2 separate regions of the Homo sapiens genome follow, and region 2 is linked to region 1. Evidence: read pairs that join two places in POLR2A ChIA-PET (ENCODE). Cell type or tissue: GM12878. All regions are shown on one strand. Each heading gives the region's core, and the rest is flanking DNA. Links, peaks and the distances in the headings are about the cores only. Region 1 holds the start of LINC01953 (long intergenic non-protein coding RNA 1953). Region 2 overlaps IKZF2 (IKAROS family zinc finger 2).

Region 1 (13,130 bases), core at 4,970-12,969:
TGGAATAAAATACATTTATGTAATGCCTCTGTTTCAAAAATGAATTATTTCCTGTTACCACCTGACAATTCATGAACCAGGGTGACTATCAAGAAATGCAGCAGGTTTAATTTTGTAATCACTAAGTGTAATCAGCAAAAGAAAAATTTTACAAGGCAATATAGCTAAAAGGTACATTGTGGAGTATTGGTTTTGTTTTCTTTGGGTAGTTTGTTTTATCTATTTTAGATTTAAAAGCCCTAAGTACCCTTTAAAGGAATTTGGGTAAAATCCCCTTTTGTTTGCTCAAGGAATTAATTGTACGTTTTTAAGTTTTGGGGGTCTTTTTAGCAGAAGGTGGGAGGGGACAATTTGGAAAATTATAATTCTTTCCTAAAATCAAAGAAGAAATTTTTGGAAATGAATTCTATATTTTTTTATTTAAATGGCTTTATTGTGCTAGATATATAATCAACCAGAATAGGTACCCTAAAATAACTTGAATCCCTGAAAAAGTTAAGAATAACAGGCACACATAAGCACAATGTTTTAAAACCGATAACTTCTTTTATTTTTGTCAGGTGATGTTGTTCTTGTCTTTGAAGTAGTGTTCTCTTTTTAAGCGGGATATGGAACAATGGTCTCACTTACTCCTGTTGACCTAGATTGGCACTATGAAGAAGCAAGAAAGCCAAAAATGGAACTACCTTTTCAAAGAAAATATTCTAAGATACCAAATCCAGTTCATAAGTAAAGCATATAAATACTGTCAAACTTTACTTCCCTGAGTGCACTGATAGTCTGGGGTCTATTCAGCTGGCATATAAGTCCCACATGCTGAGGGTCTTCTAATTCCATCTACCTTGAACAATAGTTTCTTTTAACAGTCTTAAGAGTGTCACTTTGCAATTAGAGATAAGGCTCTTATGCAAATACTCATGTCCCTAAAAAAGGTAACATTATGACTTAAATTCACACGTTGATAGAATACTATCAGATTTCTTCCAGAGAGAGTGTTTTGCTGTAGAGCAGGTGATAAGCTAACTCTATCCCAAATGAGAATGATAAATTACGGGAGTTAAACCAGTGGGGTGAGGACCAGAGAGGTTCCTGAAAAAAATGAAAGCACACATTTTTAAAGATGTCATTAAAACCCACCATAATTGCTTTTAAAATGCAGATTTGTTCAGCATTTGATAAAATGAGTTCCATTAATGCAAAAACAAGGGAATTTTGAACTGGGTCAAGTGGTGATGCTCAAAGTCAACTCTAAAAAGGATTGAGAAGAAACCCTAAAATTTTAGAGCACAAAAAGTACAGGGAAGTTATTGGAATCCTCAATGAAGTGTTAATTCAAGAAATGAAAAAGATATGATTCAACTTTGTAAAGAAATAACTTACCAAAAGAGGGTAACAAAGGAGAAGACGCCTGGTGAGCATTAATTTAGATACAGGACAAAAAAAAAACTCATTATTTGGAATATTTTTCCGCAGCTACATGCAAGAGATTAAAAAGAAACTTATTTTGCTGGGGACCAGCAGGAAAACCAAACATAATCATTTGACTTTGGAATTGGGAGGTGAAAATAGGACAGATTAACCTAACGATCTGTGATATCAAAGGTTGGATTCTGCAAGAGAGATCCATACTCTAAAGCAGAGTGATGACAGGTTGCATCTCAAGGGAAACATTTGGTGGTTAAACCAGTGCCAATAGCAGTATGATACTGTCTTTTTAATCCTGTGAAAAGCTTGTGGAAGTACATACCCAGTGTTTGTGAGAAGCTTCAACTCTTTATAAACCAAAATTCTTTCACAGTAAAGCAAAGTCTAATCACTTGCTTAACAATCCTGTTAAGCTGAAAAAAAAAAAAAATAGAGGAACACATTACCAACAGATAGTAAAGGAAATAATCCAGAGAATTCACCTTCCCCATTTTTATAGCCAGATGGTTACAACCTAGGGAATTGAGAACCATATAGGGATAGAACTGGGGAGCCATTTTCTGTTTTATAACTCTGAAAGAGGGCGTGAGCTATGGAAAAGGGAATTGAATCAAAGAAAGGTCATTTACAAGTAGTAAAGTCAAATGTCATCTCCCCCAATTTTCATGACTGTGGTTTAGAAAAAGGTTAGCTTAATATAGAACTTAGTGTGGCATTCTGAACTGTCGTAAGACATGATAAAGGAGAGAGTAACACCATCAGTGTATCTCCCCCAGCAGCTGTGCCAAAGCTTCACAAAAGTATTTAAAACCTGACGTCATGGTGAGGTACTAGACACCTGGGAAAGTCCCACTCAGTAGACTAAGAATATCACTCTAAGTCCTGTAAACTATATTGCAGAAATGGCCACATTGGAAGACTGTACTTTTGAAGTGTACTATTATTGAGAAATAAATCCATACGAAGAATCTATAGCATTTTAAATTGATGATATAACTGATTTCAATGAAGTTAGAGTATCAGTGGGACTAGGAAAGTCACATATATCATTTTTATAATTATATCCATTTATTTCGTGCCAGATACCATGGTAAGCATGTTACATGCATTATCTCATTTAACACCCACTGTCATTTTAAGAGAGGTAATACTACCCCATTTTTCACATGAAGAAAGCTTGGAGACAGTATTAACTTGTCCCTGGTCCCACAGTTTCAGAGCTAGACAGTGTCAAACACATATTTTAAGTTCTAGAAAGCCCATATTCATAACCATCATACTATAGTCTCTCTAAATTGCCAATTATTTTCATCAATCATACAGACGTCTTACTGTAGTTAAATCCAGCCTTATGAGTAATACGCAGTCCACTGTTGTATCTCTTGAAAGCATACTGAATGTCCAGGGTGTTTTAAGAAGGTTAATTGAATGTGGTATCAACATAGAACTTTTTACCAAACCCAGAACTTATCTATGTGTGAAACATTACCTATTTGGCATTTAGTATGTTAATATCAGATGTTTATTAATATCTAGAGCTCTTCTCAATAAGTGAATGACATGAGAGAATCACTGAGAGTGAATTGAAAGAAAGTCACCCTATGAAGAGTTGAGTAACAATCAATGGTGACACAGAGATCCAGATAAGAACATAACTTTAAAGTCTGGGTCACCAAGCATATTTGCACATTTTATTTCAAAGGGGACCATTTCAGATTTATTACTCCCAGAAACAGATGGATCATACGGCTGCCTTTTGTAGACATACTTCACCTACATGTGTAAATAATGAGTGCATGGCTTTCTGTGATAAACACTGTAATTGTAAATGGTTACGGCTTCTTAAACGATATTTCTCAGGAAACAGATTTTTTTTCCAGTGGAGAACAGCTCTCAGTTTATAGTAAAAGTCAAGTTGAACATTTTGCTAGGGTTTATACATGAAGCTTGTGAAATTAGAATGTTTCTCTTGTTTTTAATTTACAAATACAGTGAATACTGGAGTAGAGAAACGTAACTATATTATTTTAATTAGGATTTCCTATCCCATGCGTGTAGAAGTTACATATTTGCTCTCTCATTACAGGTTATTTTTTCTAAGAACAAAAAGAAATAATGCTTTTATTTGATAACAAAGACACTATTTACTTGAAAAGCCAATCAGTGATTTTAGGGGAACTCTGCTTAAGGGTATTTTGAATAACCTAACCCAGAAGAGCTTCCTAAAACATCAGGTAGTAGCCAACAAATAAAATGAATATGGTATCTGGTATGTTCAAAATATATTGTTTAACATTTTCCCATATTTATGTTAGATGAATGTTTGGCATCAGACTGGTTGAATATTTAAAAAGGAAGGAATGATGTTCCTTCACAACGTAATATGGAAGACAGAGGAGTACCTTACCCGCAAGTCTTTGGAAATATTGCCTTCAGAGGTCATTCTTGATGTGAGGGGGACACTGCAGGCTGTCAGGCCTGGTACCATTAGGCAGTCTATCGTACACAAAACTCTTTGATCAGTTCTAAGCCCAACATTAGCGACTTTCTGATATTTTCACTCTCCATGTGATTTTCCTATGTGAAGGGAATATACATGATCATTATATTTTTATTTAAAAACAAATGATATTTCTGGTTTTTTTCCACCTATTTCTTATGAGTTTAGAAATGCATGGTTTTCCTTTCTAAGAACAGTACAGTACTGCATCTGTAAACTTGAGTTGAAGGCTAATAGCCAGTCTCTTGAAAGTGGAGCTCACTAAGGTCATGCCATTCGGCACTGTCCCTGTCACCTGGCCAGACTTCTCTCCTGACCCTCGAGAATATGGCCACCATCCTTCTACCTGCTTTAGAATGTCAGTGGATTCATAAGCAAGACAGCCTTCTTAAGTTGATTCATGAGGGACAGCAGTATTTTTGAAACAGCCTGACTCAATGGAGCCCCGCAGAGATCTGAGAGGAAACCCAAAAGATCTAAGAATGAGAAAAGGAGAGATTAACACCATCAAATTCTGCCTGTAATAATGACAGCAGAGTTGTTGAGAAAAGAATAAGTGAGGGAATGGAGGCTGTCAGTATAGATGGTAATTTCAAGAAGTTTTGCTGTAAAAGGAGAGGTAGAAGCTAGTAGCTACAGGAAGATGTGGGATTGAGGGAAGTTTCTTGTTTGTTTTCTTTTGTCTTTTAAGTAAGACCTTGACATATCTCAGTGCTAATGAGAAAATTGGTAAAGTGGGGTCCCTGAGGGAATAGGAAAGAAAAGAATCTATTGCGCAACTGGCAGGAGTAGCTTCAGCTAGAAGAGGACATACCTCATGTGCTTAGGATAAGTAAGAAAGGAAGGTTGAAGATGTAAGTAATTTTGTGCGTTGTCATGGTGGGAAGTTTAGGAAAGATATGAAGAAGGTATCAATGTTATTTATTAAGGTTGAAAAGCCACTGGATTGAAAATGTAAGAAGAGTGAATAAGTTTGAAATAGTTGCTTTTATAAAAATAGAGAGAGGCTAACTGAAAAAAAATGTAGAAAAATAGGCAAGCCGAATAGAGGACCCAGTTGAGGCTGGTGACCACAAATAAACCATCAATAAGCTCAATGCTATAACTGTAACTGGGCTCACAGCCCAGATAGAATCTTGAAAAGAATGAACCACAGGATTGATCCAGTGTAAAAAATTCCACTGGCTGCGGAGCTGGAAGACATTGAATCAAAGAAGTTGAGCTTGACTTAAAGAAATGGATTGGAGTAATGGATCATCAAGTAAGCTATACAAAACAGAGAGGGTACTGACAGATAGAAGTAGAGGGGTACAGAGACCTCAATTGGGTCCCAGTGAGGTTAAATAATTTGCATAAGAGGGAATAGTGAGAGATAGGAAGGTATAGAAGATTGTGAACAGAAATTTCTGATGGAGAACAAGGTGCCAGAATCCGGAATGGAGGTTGAGAAGTCATGGCCTCTAGGGGGTGGAATATCAGAAACATGAAAGGATAATCGGGAGATGTAGCTCTTGGGGAAGAGAGGGAAATACTGAACTAGGTGCAAAAGTCTATGAAGAATGAATCCCTGGAAAACTGATAAATAAAAGCGAGGAGGAAGAATTGTGAGGTGGTAGCTGGAAAGCATGAACATCAGAGGAACCGGGATTTTACATGAAAGTGTATATGTTCTGAAAATGTCTTTGGACTACATAGGGGATGCTGACTCCTTAGTCTAAACTTGAGCAAGGTGAATCAGTAGAAAATGAAAAGCCTTCACTTGAGAGGACTATGGGTAAGTTGACCATATGAGCTGGTTTGCCAAGAACTGTCTCAGTTTACACCTGTGGTCCTGGCATCATTATTAATAGTACCCCCTTTTATTCTTAAGTGTCTTGGTTTCTATGTGACATTACATATTCATCCTAGATGAGAAGGAGTAATGACCTCAAAGAAGACCTTTTTCATTTAGGCAATGTTGTTTTTATGTTTGTTGTTTTTGTTTTTGAGACAGAGTCTCACTTTGCCACCCAGGGTGGAGTGCAGTGGCGCAATCTTGGCTCACTGCAACCTCCGCCTTCAGGGTTCAAGCGATTCTCCTGTCTTAGCCTCCTGAGTAACTGGGATTACAGGCATGTAATCCCAGTTAATTTTTGTAATTTTTGTGGTGACAGGGTTTCACCATGTTGGCCAGGCTGGTCTTGAACTCCTGACCTCAAGTGATCCACCTTCCTCGGCCTCCCAAAGTGCTGGGATTACAGACATGAGCCACCGCACCCAGCCTAGGCAATGGTTTTTTTTTAAAGAGGTAGGAGGCTATAGATGGATTTACCTGTTTGTTTTTGGTTTTTTTTTTCTTAAAAGAGGAGTTCCAGGGGCCATAATGAAAAAGCTTTGAGAGCATATTGAGCAGTGAGATATTGATTCAGGAGAAAGGAGGTTCTAAGCAGTGTTGTAATTGAAAGTGCAGAAGAAAGGGGTTAACCTCAGCTTTAGCTCCCATCTTCCATTTCAATCTTTGTGTCAACTTTCTCATTCTTTCCATCTGGAGTCAAGTGGACAATCAAGCCTTCATAGGTGAAATATGCCTACTATTATTTATATCTTTGCATTGTTGCAAGTGATTGCAGCAGTTATTGTACTGCAAACTGACAGATACAGGTAAGAAAACTTTATAAACGTTTACCAGAGTCCAAGTTCCTCCAGATCACTGCCGTACAATGACTCCTAATTGAGATGATAACCTCCTACTATTTGCTTTCTTTTGCACTTATGTTTTGAGTGTTCTTTATTCTGAGCTTTGGCAGATTCAGCTCTGTCTCTGCCAACTCCATTACTTGCTTCAAAATCAGGGTAAAAAAACAAGGCAGCTTAAGGCCTCTGGATCATATGAAGACTGGTTTATTCATCGAAGTCACTAGATTTTGCCAAGCATTGTACACTGAGAGCTGATGACGAAAGGATTAGAGTACTCAAGTCAGATGCCAATGCCAAAAAGGAAGCAGAAATTAACCACCCTTGCTAAAAGCAAAATATTCTTATGTCTCTAGTCACAACCATAGGCTAAAATGCACCTTCAAAGAGCAGTATAACATGTAACCAAATTGTAATTGAAGATTCCTTTTTTAAAACGAAATGATCCCAACTCACTAAACACAGAAATCTTCATTACAACATCATCACAGGAGACCTTTAAGTCAATGAGGTCATTTGTATTTTAGTCTGCAAATAATATATTACTGTAATGCAATGAAGGCATAAAGCTTATTGATGTACTTTATGGAAATGTAGGTAAAGCCATTTCTCTGAGTTAGGGATATTCTTCAATGACCGTGGCAAATAAATTAAAACGGGGGATTTTTATTCACTTTCTAAAAAATATTCTTTCCAGTTTCCAAATAGACTGTCCATAGGAATTCTTAAAGTAGTAAGCTAGCAGCATGAATTCAAAATGTGAATCATTTGTTTAAAAATCTGCACACATTTTTTTAGAATTACCTCATAATAAGCCTCACTGCTTAAAACCATGGTTCAAACTTGTTTTCTGTACCTAAATGATCCACATGCTAAAGATATTCCTATTTAATTCCATCTTTCATTGACAGAAAAAATTCTAAGCTGGAGTCACCCCCCACTAGCTTCCCACTATGTTCTGCAGGAATATCAGAGTATTGGAAATGTTATAGCAGTTTGAAAACTATCCCCCTAGAACAGTATTTTTCAAATGCCTGGTTGTAACCCATTAGCAGGCTGTGTGTATTTAGTCAGTCATAACCAGCATCTAAAAACAAAATAGAATCGAATACAGTACGTTTATCACACACAACAAAGATAAATAAAAGGTAACTTTTTGTATCAGAGGTATATCTATCTATCTATCAATTGGCTCACCATGTAAAAGCTATTTTTACTCCCTATGGATTACAGGGTCAAAAGAAGACTGAAAGCTACTGGCCAAGAGAATGGATAAACAAATTGAAGTGTATCATTTCATTGAAATATTGCACAGCAACTAAATACTACAACAAATACATATATATACACACATACATATATATGTACTACATAAATCAATACATATATAAATACATAAATACCACCACAAAAATCCCTAAAATATTATACAGGGTAAGATAAGTGAATTGTTAAAGGATTCTCATATAAATTGTTAATACTTAAAAACATAGAAAACAATATGTATTGTTTTTGTACATATGTATATGTAGTAAAAGTATTATAAAAGAAAGACACCACTTTTGGAATAGCAGTAACCTCCAGGGTGAAAGAGAGGAGGATGAGATGCATCTGCAACGTTTGATTTCTTAATAAACACAATTCTAGAAGACAGGAGACCTTTATTCTAATTCTGACTCTGCCATTACCTGACTGTTTTACTCTGATTGGGTGACTTCATTGCTCTTGTCCTTGTTTCTTCCTATGTGAAATGAAGGGATAATACCAGAGAATGATCAAAGAGTCAGGCTGGAAGGAGAAGTGGATTTGTGTAATGAAAATATTTACTCATCTAATATTTAACTCATAGAATTTAAATGATTACTCAAAGTTAACCAGCTAGCTAATGGTAGAACTCAGGCTAGATAGAGAGAAGTCATCTGGAATCATAGTGTTTCATTCTCTACCCTGTAATTATGCCTTTGATGAAAGATAAAAGGACATGGCATCATTTTATGTAGGATGGTAAAATCAAGAGATTACCATTATCCTCATCTTACTATATGAAGTGGGCCTTGTGACCTATGCTACTGAAGGAGAGAATGAATATTTTGAAAAGGCCAAATATAATCGAATGTGTATATGTTTTCCCCGTTAAATTTTAAAAGCAGTGAAGATCACTGTCAAGTGAACCTTTAGTTTAGCTATGTTTTATCTTAAATAATTGATAGTAGCCTCTAGTCCTTTGATTTATAAATGGGAAAACATGAAATAGTTATTTTTAAGAGTGATTTATGGCTACTTTTGAAGCTGGTTGATTGATTTATCCACCAGTACTTCCTACAAGAATTCGAATTCAGGGTAAATTCAGAAAATAATAAGAGAAACTAAGATGCAAAGGGGAAAGAAAAATATCAAGAAATCTTGGTTATGAAAAAGCCACAATTGAACACAAAACTTACTTCTGCAAACATAGTAATCAGATAAAAGAGGAAACACAGTGTTGGTTACATAGCTCATATTGTCTGGGAAGGCTGTGAAATCATCAGCCCAGATTAAAAAAAAAAAAAAAATTCCAGGTCAGTACTCCAAGAGGAATTTGACCCAGGGGATACTGGCAAAAGTACCATTGGCTATATAATTATCAAGATCTTTCAATCCAGAAGGCCTGCTGTCAAATCCAGGCTCCTATGATTTACTCTGTTACTTAACAGTTGGACAAGTTTCTTAATAGTCTCAGTTTTCTCATCTGTTAATAGTAGATGAAAATAATAAAACTTACCTAAGTTTTGTTTTTAATATGGTTTACATGAGTTAATATTTATAGTTGATCAAATCAAGTCTTAGAGCAATGCCTCATTCATGGCTAAGGGTTTTATTTGCATTTCTTTGATAAGCAAATGAATATTCTAAATAGCAGTTTTACAAAGAACATTCTTAAATTAGTGTGATTGAAATTATTACAGTTAATTATTGCAGTGACATAAAAGCTGATCATTGTTTTGTAACTTAATTTTCTTTTCTTTTCTTTTTTTTTTTTTAAGAGAGTCAGGATAGCTCTCTGTTGCCCAGGCTGGGGTACAGTGTTGTGACTATATAGTTCACTGCAGCCTCGAACTCCTGGGCTTGAGCAATAATCCCACCTCAGCCTCCCGAGTAACTGGGACTACAGATGTGCACCACCACATCTGACTAATTTCTAAAAAAACTCTTTTAGAGATGGGGGTCTCTCTATGTTGCTCAGGCTTGTACCTTAACTTTATATTGATTTCCTTCCCAATATTTAAAAACCTTTTCCCAAATGTCTGATGTCATTTTTTTAAACGAACAAATCAAACTAATGAAAAACATATTTTCTTCCACATCAGAGTGCCTATTTCTTACGCTTGCTCTTCAAAATGTAGTACCCCAAATAACATATATCAGATTCAAATTTTTCTATCCAGACCTTGGTCAACTCTAAATTAGAGCATTTGTATAATGTAAGTGCCTAGAAAAACCTCACATAGCAACAATCAGCTGAACTAACCTATGCTTACATAGGGAGTGCAAAGTTTAGGACAACCTGCCAACTAAGTTTTCTCCTCCAAGGACTAAAAATTGCCTAGTTTTTGTTTGTTTGCCCTCATTGGGAGTCTTTAAAATGAAAAATTTTTGCTTAAGCATTTTTAAATGAAATCAGATCAAATATGCTCAAAAAAACTATAGACAAAAACCTATGTATATGGAAAGACAATATAGTCTGTTACACTTTATTTATATACAGCTTTAATTCTGTTAAATTGCTACACCACATTTTTATTTTTGCCCCTGAACTATGCTGATACCATATGTTATAAATGAATGCTTTGTGATTCCCTTTAGGTTAACTTATTTAGCACCTACTATCTACATCAATAATGTTATCATTTATCTCAATAAAATATATTTTTTCTTGTATGTGTATCTTATCTACACTGCTATGTTAGAGCAATTTTAGAGAAAGACTCAGTCAACTGTTTTTATAGTGCTCTTATTTCTTAATACAGTGCTTTAAACAGATTTGGTACTATATTTGTAATAAAAATTATCATAGAGATAAAACCCTTCATCAATAAAGTGTTATAAAATATTCCACTGCTGTCTAATCATTCATTCATTAAAAAGCACTTTCAATGCAGTTTCCTTTCTCTTTTTCTAAATTCAAATACCGACGTTCTTTTTAAATTTAGGCCTTTGCACTTTGTCTAAATTGACCAAGCTATTATGGTCTTCTGTAGTTCTTAAACAAACATCTCTTTGGTGTCTCTTAAATCTTTTCAGTGTTTATAAAAAGGCTGTCAAGTGTTTTTAGCCTCTTTTCAGAATTTATATTATCATAGTCTTTCAGTTCCTAATATACAACTCAAACACTGGTGTTCATTTAGAGTACTATCTTCATACTATGTACTTTAAAAAAAGTGAGCTTATGTCTTAAAATAGTATATGACTTCAATATGATAGCAGAACTAAAACTAGGATTAAAGTCTAGCATTCAGAAACACCTGTTAACTTATTCTCAATTTCTTTTAACTCAGGCTACAGAACATAGTGAACTTTTACTTTTTTCTTGTTTATTTTTACTTGTTTTTCTATCATATAATTCTCATAATATTTTTTATTTCTAAATAAAAAATTAATTTTGACAGTAAATTGAATGTAAAATTGGACATACATACACTTAACAGTAACGCAGAATTGTAGCACAATGTATCTTGGTCTTAATGTTTAATGTTTTCATGTAAAAGGTTATTTGGTGGTAGATTTCTTTAGGAGCAGGATCTTAGGAGCCATCAAAATAGTTAACTTATCTCATTTTCACTCAGTTCAAATCTCTCATTTAGTTATAGCAGAACTTAAAATTCTTATTTGCAAATCCATGTTGCAAACTGGATGGAAGTTTATTTTTCATTGCAGGGAGTGAGAATTTTATTATAAGTCATTCATTTTTGTCATTTAAACTTTGATTAATTCTAAGAATAGTTGAAGTTACTGTGAGAAATATTTGAGAATCTAAAGAATTAATTTAGGAGAGTCTCAATGACCTAGAAGGCATATAAGATTAAATTCAATGTGATGTAATGAAAACATTGTAATATATTTTGACACAACCCATTCATTTGATATATTGTTTATCATATCTATGTATTTCAGGAGGTCATAGTCATAAACTGTGAATGTCCTTTTTTAAAATCTCTAATAATTGAAGTGAAATTAATTGTGATATGAAATAATAAAATTATAAAAAAAATTAGTGTAGCTTGCAGATTATTAATTGTTATGGAACTTTTTGATGCGTTACTAAAAGTTGATATGTCACCACCCGTCTCCATGGACACAGTAATGTGTGTTTTAGAGAAATCATCCAGTATATCTTGTACTAAGAGCCAAAAGATATTTTCAATAGAATTAATAAATTATTGCTTAGATTTCTTTTTAACAAAGCAATTTTTTATCAAGACTTATCTAGCTAAGTACAATAACTACAATAGGAAGAAATCAGAATCTCTCTCATTACCTGCTTCTGTAATTGTGCATGCATAAAGTATGCCTGAAGGCTTTGGAAAGAGAGATTCTGCAAACTGAATACTAATTTTGTGAATACTGTAATTTCATGTCTGCCATCCATGTTCAAGCCGGTTGTGGCTTGAGGAGCAGCTGAGGCTTTATGGAAAACTTTGTAAAACATTCTATTTAGAAGCAATTCTTGTTCTTTGCATTATGTGCTCTGGGTATTTTTCTTCCTTTGTGTTTTATTTTGAGCGCATTTGTATGAAAACAAGATCTTTGTTTCTTACAAGCACATCTGCTCTTGCTGCTTATAGATTAGGAGAAGTCATCATCCTCTGTGACATCATAATCATTTCCATGGCAACCAGTTTGGCTTACTTGCTTTGAAAATGTAATAAAAAGTTAGAGAACATTAGCAGCAGCAAAGTGGTTATCTCAAAACAGATACATAATAACTTCTTAGTGATCTGCACCCACTGTGTGTGGCCCATTCATTACAAGGCACCAAAGCTTTAGCCTATTGTGTTTAATTCCCTTAAAGTTCATGTGACTGTCAATTCCTGTTATCCACAATTTAGAGAAAAATTAGAATGCTTGAGGAAACAAATTTTGAAGTGACCAATTTTATTGTACCTTAATGCCCTGTCACATGGCTTTGCTTAGTTCACTAAGGGAAAAAAAATGTGTGAGACCTTGGTGTTTTATGTCCTACTGTAAATAATTATATCGATTTGAATAACATCTGGAAAAATCTTGAAGCCCTTTACTTGAAATGATTTTATGAACAGGCACTACATTCACTCAACCACTTTAGTAGTGTCACTAGTGTGATGAAATGTGGCTGTGAAAGACCTGAGAACATAATCATTTGGATAGCCAGACAGCCAAGGCTGGTAAAAAGCACCGGAACTAGGAATAGACTTTGTAGCATGTTCTACTACATCAGTATTTGTTAAAATTATGAATTTTTAGATACAATAGTCAAGCAATCCATAAAGAAGTATTTATTGAGTACTTGTATTGG
Region 2 (8,000 bases), core at 1-8,000, 64 kb before region 1:
ATATAATATACTATAAAGTATTTACCTCTCTATAATAACCTAAGCATTTCCATGTCATTAAGAAATTCTTCAACAGCATAATTTTTAAGACTATATATACTTCAGCTTATGGAATAACCATGATTTACCTAAGCACTGTACCGAAAGTAATTTCCAATAATAATACTCCAGTGTCTACTTTTGTGGATAAATCTGTCTGCATTTCTAACAGGTTTCTTAAAATTGAAGTCTCAAAGAAGGCATTATTAGGTGAAAAGAGAGGCAAGCGCATTATAAAGTTCCCATATATAAAACTGCCGTCCAAAATGAGGTGTCAATTTAAACTTGCATGAGTACTGTGTCAAAACAACATTACCAATGTAATGCTATCAATAAAACCAATACAATGTTATTGATGTTAAACAATCTCAGTAGCTTTCATCATTTATAATATGGTGAGTAAAACATGGTATTTTATTATTTTAAAGTGTATTTATTTCATTGATTGGAAATAAATTTGTCGCGTTAATTATTAATTCCTGAGATTACAAAAGTTTTTTTGAAAAACGCCAATTTAAAATCAATTATTGAAAGACTAAACTATTATTTTCTATATTTTTAAAGACCAAGAGATAATACATCAAATGTGCAGTAAAATCAAGGCTAATGGCATGCAGTTTAATGAGATAATTAATTAGCTTTTTATGCTAATTAGTACAACTGGGAATCATTCTAGTTAACTATGGTGATTCTAAAAAATATGCAATAGTTGGAAATAATCAGATTTATAATAATATAAATTGATATAAAATATTTCAAAATGTTTTATTAGTTAATAATCATATCTAAAGAATTAAACTTCTATCTCTGCCATAATTGAAAAATAAAATAAAAATAAAACTCAACACCATGAAGCAAACAGTTACACTGTATAACCTGTATAACATATTACCAAATATCTCTCTCTGGGCTATTTTTTCCCCATATTTCTTGATGACATACTTTTAAAATCCTAACATTCACTCTTGATTTCATATGTTAAAGTATTCAGAAACCTTCACATTTAGCCTTTATGTCCAGTAGATGAGTTATTCAAATGACTTTTAAGATCAGTCATACCCTTGAGATTCTATGACTTACAAAATATAATTAAACTTAATTAATAACTCTTTAAGAACTGATTTCATCATATATAAGCAGAAATTGTGACTCCTATATTACGGGTGATTGTATCATAGAACCTGACACACAGCACACGGAAGTGTTCAATAAATGCCATTCCCTTTCCCCTAACTTCCAGCTCTCCCCCTCTGCTCTCTATCAATATGTACTTGTTGACAAATCAAATTTTATTTGTAATTAAAAGGTGAAAAAATATAATTACATATTTACAATATCTATTGTCAAACATCCTTACCTTAAATTAATGGTTGAATGTAATCTGGCAAGGAACAGAAGTATATCAAAGGACACTTCTAATTCTATATTTTTGAAAAAGACCCTATAAATTAGAGAAAGCTTTTTTTACAAGAGTGATTAAAACAGTTAACATGAATTAATCAATCTCAAAAAAGTCACAGAAGTTAGGTCAGTGATATCATTCTATATCCATGGCTCTAGACCTTCACTGTGCATCAGAATTATCTGGGGAAATTAATAAATCATTATCAATGCCTGAGCCCTACCCCTATTTTTATTAAATTGGTATGGGATGGGGTAAAAATACCAGTATTTTTTAAACATATCCAGATGATTCTAATGTGCAGCCAAAGTTGAGAACCACCATTCTACATATTGAGAAGAAATAAATTACAGAGTAGAGCAACTCGCAAAATGAGACTAGAATCCAAGTTTCCAATTTTAGGACTTACAAGAAAATCTCCTCCTGGAATCAAAAGAGGTTTGAATGTACATTATATAATATGAAGATATTTAAACATATTGAGGCACCCATGACATTTAATTGGCATTCAACCTTACACAAAATGATGGTAATCAACAAATGATCACCCTTACTAATGCCATAAATGGTCCTTCCATCACACCATCTTAATTTCAAAAGTAACATTTTCTTTGCTTCTGAATCTGAAGAAAACAAAAAAATCTCAAAGTCTAACATAACTACTTTGCAATTACTTTTTGCCATATATAAAGAGAAAGAAGTCCTCATAACTAATCTTTTCTATACAAAAATGAACAGACAGCAGGAAAAAAAATATATAGGAATAGAATCACCGCCTTAGGTGATGGGCAGACAGTTTCCAAAGCAAAGCATTCTCTCACTCTGTCCCGGTTAAAACCTGTTTGTCTGGGGATTGGCTCAGCTGCTCCAGTTCCAGCTTCCCGGCCTTCCAAGGTGCTGACGTGACCTCAGTTGTCATTCTGCTGGAGCTAGATCCAACTAACAAAATCCAACACATGCAGGCACTTGTTTCTCCATTATCCAGTGCCTTCAAGGGCAGCAGAGAATCAGGGAGTCAGTCACCTCTTCTAATCTTGCCCTTGATAGTTTTTATCCTCAATCCTTAAACACTGTGCAAAGGTTATTAGGCAGATGAACATCAATGATCAGCAATCAAATGGACCAAATGAAGAAAACAAGATAAAAATTCAATTAAATATTAGCTAGTTGATTTACAGAATTTTACAGAAGGGAAGCATCTAGTAAACTGAGTTTATTCATATACTGATGAAGATCTGAAGGCTTTAGTTGAGGAAGCTACATGACAAAAGTCAGCCTCCTCCCCCCATCCTCCTTTCTTTTATAAAGATAACTGAAGAGATTGAAGGAAACAAATATTGTAAATATTACTGTAAGATGCCAATATTATATACATGATTCCTGAAAGTTGAGTATCTATGTACATATGAAGAGTAGAGAGATGCCATTTAAAAATCACATCTCATCTGCTTTTTTTGAAAAGGGATTCTTTCTTATAAGCTGTATCAAGTGTAACTTGAACATGATGTCCTTAAATTTTTGTGATCATCAACAATTTGTAGTAACAGACTCTGAGATCAAGAGCAACGTACGTGATGAAGCCTCATCTTACTCCCTATACCAACTCAGCACTGAAGATTTGCATGCTTGAGCTTTCCTCTTCTAGCTCTAAATAATTCCTCATATACAGCATGGTACACAGCTTTACCTACAAGCACAAAACAACATTCTTTACCCAGTACATGTTATTACCTCCTCATTTAAAAGAAAAAACGTGAAGCACAAGATGTGTAATCATATTATGAACAAAAGCATGTTTTAATGTTAGCTTTTTTAGTTAGCTCAGTGACCATCAGCACATTTTTAACCTCTCTGACCCTTAGCTCGGCATCTCTAAAATGAGGGTAATAAGGAACCTATCCCGTTGTGCTTTTAGAGGATTAAATAAGATAAAAGACACCCTATTGCACATTGTAAGCACTTAATGATAGTTATTACTAGGTATATGAGTAAAGGCTCTACTGCTTTAGATTCATTAAAGAATTGGCTTTCATTTTCATTTGAGATTACTTTATAAAAATCATATGGTTATCCACATAAGTTACTAATATAAGTGGGTTTTTGATATGTTTATATTTTAATGTATGGCATTTAAGCTAACTGACACTAAGCACATGGATAACTCTTCTAATGTCATCTAAAGTGATATTTCTCAAATGAAATATCCTTCTGTGGGAAGGACCAATTGGTTTTTTAAATTTCTAATTCATCACATTTGTATAATCAAGTCAAATTTGACAAAAACAAAATACAAGCCCCCTATTTTTATTACTCTATCAAACTTTGGTGACAGTTTTAAGCATTTACTCAACTTCTATATTTAATTTCAAGGCAGACTGGTAACAAATGCTTTCCAGCCTACAGACTGCATATTAAGTAGGACTACTATAAAGAATACTTGATTTTAAGAATGATAGATATTGACTATTTTATAATAAAACAAACTAAAATTTAAAACTAAAAATCCTTATTAATGGTGTTTCACTTACATGAATCTCAATTCAAACTAGGTATGAATTTTAAAAAATAGTAAAATTGCCAAAATACCATAGGGGCCCCTTGGTGAAAGCCACGTATTTAACATACTGTCTTAAAAGGCTATTTAATACAGCCACTGAATTCTAACTTAATGTTGATCTAATACAAAGCATTACCGTGCAATAGTCACTAAATAAACTATGAAAAACAACCAATAAGAGTAACCTTACAGGTTTACACTTAAATTTTTTAAGGAAGTTCCTCACACTAATCTAACTACAATATACTTAGGAATACTTGGCAACATTAACAGTACCTGTGGCTACTCTAGGTAGTATTTCTTTTTAAAGGCCAGGTACTTGTATAAAGAGAAGTCCCAATATTATAAATCCAACAAACTCAATAATATATTAAAATGTTTAGCTTGTTGTTTTTCTTACAGAACAGATAATACTTTCTAGGTATTTGCTTTTCTAGTGCTTTATGATTTCAACGTAATGTTTTGTCAGTTTTGGCATAATGAAAATTAATAATACAGATCCTACCTACACGGTTGAACCCTACTTGGGCTGCCATGGTAGAAAGAGAGAGAGAAAGAAAGAGAGAGAGAGAGAAGAGACAACCCTTTGTTGACTAAACAAAATCACCTATTTTCCCTATACCTATGAGGAAAAATATTACAATGAAACAAAATGAGATGGACAGACAACATTCTTATGTCTATAATGTTAAAATTTGGTTTATCAGTAAATTACTTCATATCTTTCAAGCCTGCTTTAAAAAAAATCTCAGAAACCATAAAAATGTTTTCATTAGTTATTTAAACACTAGAATAGGTAGTGACTAAGATTTGAGAAGAAGATGAGAGGCAGTCTCTAACCAGCATTACTCATTATTTCTCCAACCTGGAAAAACTTTTTCTTCTTTCAGAGGTCAAATTAAAAGTACCTTTACCTATGGTTATCCAGAAAAGGAATGAGAATTAGAATAGATACGTTCACTGTAGTCTGCCTAAAGAAAACACTAGGAAAGAATTATGATATACAAATTTCCTTCACATTGATGTTTTTCTGGCAACTGACACTACCTACTATTAAGATAATTCTGAGATTACAAAAAAAAAATTAGTTCAAATGAAGGAAATCCTTACCTAGGCTCCAAATTAAATTTAATTTTAAAAAGCAATTATTAAAAATGTTTATGTCCACAAAGGAAAGTACGACCCTAACGTCTTATAACAATCAGCTATCAAATGAATAATCCAGCACCTTAAGAGTATTTTTAATCAGTCTCTGTATTCCATCATACATGAAATATAGTACAGCTTGTTCCATGTTTGGTCCAAGATGCTAATGATAGTAGCTGTGGCAATCAAATCAGTAGCACGAACGATAGTACACTCACACCTAGAGTGCAAAGAAACATTCTTTCTTACTACTTTATTCTCACTTTAGCTCTGTCTAAAGGACAGGAAATAATGTCATTCCTCCCATAACAAATAAACCTGCCATTTCAGATAACTGATCCATGACAGGTTACTAGTATTCAAAACTGGCACTTAGAACATTGTCACCATGCAAGCAAACAGGAAGCAATTTGCAGGCTGTAGACCTAAATCTGCTACATGGATCTTTTTTACTTGTTTTGGTAAAACCAGGAAAGAAGCACATACAATACATATTTTTAAAGAAGTGGTGATTTTCATGTTTTCAATAATTCTGTATTTAAACTAGAATTTGTGAGCGGCATCTTTGAGATGGGACAGATGCATAGTCCCAGAAATATTGACTACTTTCTGTACCCGGGAAAACCAAGGCGTGGTGCTGTTGGCAGTTGTCAGGGTATCTGTTTGCCCAACTTTTATCCAGCTGGAGCAAAGGTAATAAGCTCTTGAAATAGAAAAAGAAAGTGGAAAAAGACAAAATTTGCAAATTGATAATTTTCAAAACTGAATTAAAATGTATAGTACCATACAGGACTTGTCCATTAAATGTAATACAAACAAGAATAAACCAGAGCAATTCACAATTCACCAAGACAAGTTGGGAGGTTGTTTTTACACCTGTTCTTGGTTTGCTCCCAATGTACAAGCAATAGGAAATTTTTTAAGTAAATAAGACGTCAATCTCATAAAATCTCAATAACTCTTCATTAGAAATTAAACAAAAATAATGCATAAAAATCCACAGCATATAGCAAAATGAATTTTAATAAGACCAAATATAACATTTAAAGGAAGGGGGGGGGTCTCAATTCTATTGAATTTATAGAATAATATGTTGATTTAACTAATAATCAATTGTTCTATTCTTCTTGTCATATTTCCAGCTGTACCAGAAAATTTTTTTAAAAAGAAGTGCTTCCTCAGTAATATTCTGCTGCTCTACAACAGTAAGCAAAACAGCAAGCATGAAGGCATCAAGAGGAAAGCACATGTGAGAAATGGGCAGCCTTTCATTGTAAAAAGGTTCCTTTTTACTCTCGAATATTGTGAGATAAGCAGTAATGGAAAAATAAGAGAGGTAAGATGGCATGGACCCAAGGAAATAACTGGAGGATCAAGTCCATATAGTGGTCAGGATAATGGCAATATAAACAATAATAAGTAACCACGTTACTCACATGTTCTAAATACCGTAGAGGGGGCTTAAATATACAACTAATCTAACAATCTTAAAAAATATAAGTATTCTCACTTTGTACAGGTAAGTCAACTGAGGCTCAGAGATATTAATTTATTCATACAAGGTCACTCAGTCAGTAGCTAGTTATTCCTTTGGGTAAACAATGATAAATTGTGATAAATGATGATAGAGAGACCAACAGACATGTATACACACATATCACAACTAATGGCAATGCTTAGATTTGAACCATTGCAGACTGTCTTCAAAGCTTGGACAGATAGCTTAATAAACAATCACAAAAGGATAATAAAAAGTATTATATGAATACTTATCAAAGATAATCTTCTGATTTATCAAATCAACAGACTGAACGAAAAGAAAGGCTTAATAAAAGTTTAGTGGGCACTTACTGAATGTATAGTGAATGAGAGAATGAATGAATGAGTATAAGATGGCAAGTGATAAATAGCCTTTTTTTCTTTAAGGAAAGGATAGGAAATCTCTTTAACCTTCCTTATTTCTACGTTAATTCTCTGAAAGGAAATGTCTTCTTACAATAAAACTGTGACATCACTGATCGTCAATAAATGTTTGTTTTGTAAACTTTGAATAATTAGGGGAAACAGGAATATAGCAAAATATTTGAAGATAGTTTAAATTACAAATAAGCTATTTTAAAGTCTATATAGATGTGTTAAAGATGTTCATTTTTATAACTTAGAACAACTGTTACAGAAATAAAGCTCAAATAATCTCACCATAAAATTCCTTAGTTACAAATATAGTGATATCAGATTTATAAGAAAATGTTAAAAGGACTTTGAATTTGCTAAAAAGAGTAGTATATTTTGAAATGTATTGAATAAAAGTGATGATATATTACATAAATGATCAATTAAAAAGATTTTTAGTATTCAGAATTATATATTTCCTGGATAAAACTGTGTTTTGTTTTCATTATTTTAATGCTCACAAGACACACCTCGGATTCGATTTGCAGTATACATAAAATGTAAGGGGGAAAAAGACCTCCATGTCTAGAGGTATTGCAAACTTGCAAAACACATTAATAGTACAGTTAAAACAGAATGTGTTAACCTGTCTTCTGAGGTTACCGCACAAGTGTTTTAAAAGTTTTGTTTTGCTGTGGTTTTAAAGCTTAGTGTGTAATCTCTCTACCACTGCTTCTAACGGACAAAAAAAAAAAAAAAGAAAAAGAAAAAGTTACAACTCAAATTCTGTAGTAAACCACAGGGCAGAGGCAAGGGGTTCTCAGCCCATTCCTTAACAAACTTGTTGCTAGTCCTGTCTGCACCATCCTAACTCGCCTATGTTCCCCAGGCACTGAGCCAAAAGTATCATTTTACTGAGTGAAGAAAAAAGAGTTTCATTCTTCCAATCTTGTACTACTTTCA

Evidence for each region. ChIA-PET counts read pairs that join two places held together with the same protein. Peaks named below come from ENCODE experiments on the same cell type or tissue, not always from the same donor. Only the 100,000 strongest peaks of a DNase experiment are listed, where the experiment ranks them.
Region 2: POLR2A ChIA-PET joins it to region 1 with 5 read pairs; 5 of 35 experiments call an interaction of 5 or more read pairs at or near these places.

What each region holds. Positions count from the first base shown.
Region 1 is chr2:213,155,280-213,168,409 of GRCh38, forward strand. LINC01953 (long intergenic non-protein coding RNA 1953) reads right to left here and starts at 12,431. Exons shown (of 4, transcript NR_146974.1): 1 at 12,114-12,431; 2 at 3,833-4,002; 3 at 1,748-1,838; 4 at 537-651. It overlaps LOC105373864 (a long non-coding RNA gene), which reads left to right and starts at 12,508. Exons shown (of 3, transcript XR_923851.3): 1 at 12,508-12,584. RefSeq lists an enhancer at 2,008-2,077. In GM12878, for the core only: no CTCF peak of the experiment used is centred there; no DNase peak of the experiment used is centred there; H3K27ac peaks cover 3,541 bases.
Region 2 is chr2:213,096,481-213,104,480 of GRCh38, forward strand. The region is part of intron 4 of IKZF2 (IKAROS family zinc finger 2); the gene reads right to left. Among named protein-coding and RNA genes, the nearest start is that of IKZF2, 51 kb to the right of the region's middle. In GM12878, for the core only: no CTCF peak of the experiment used is centred there; no DNase peak of the experiment used is centred there; H3K4me3 peaks cover 408 bases.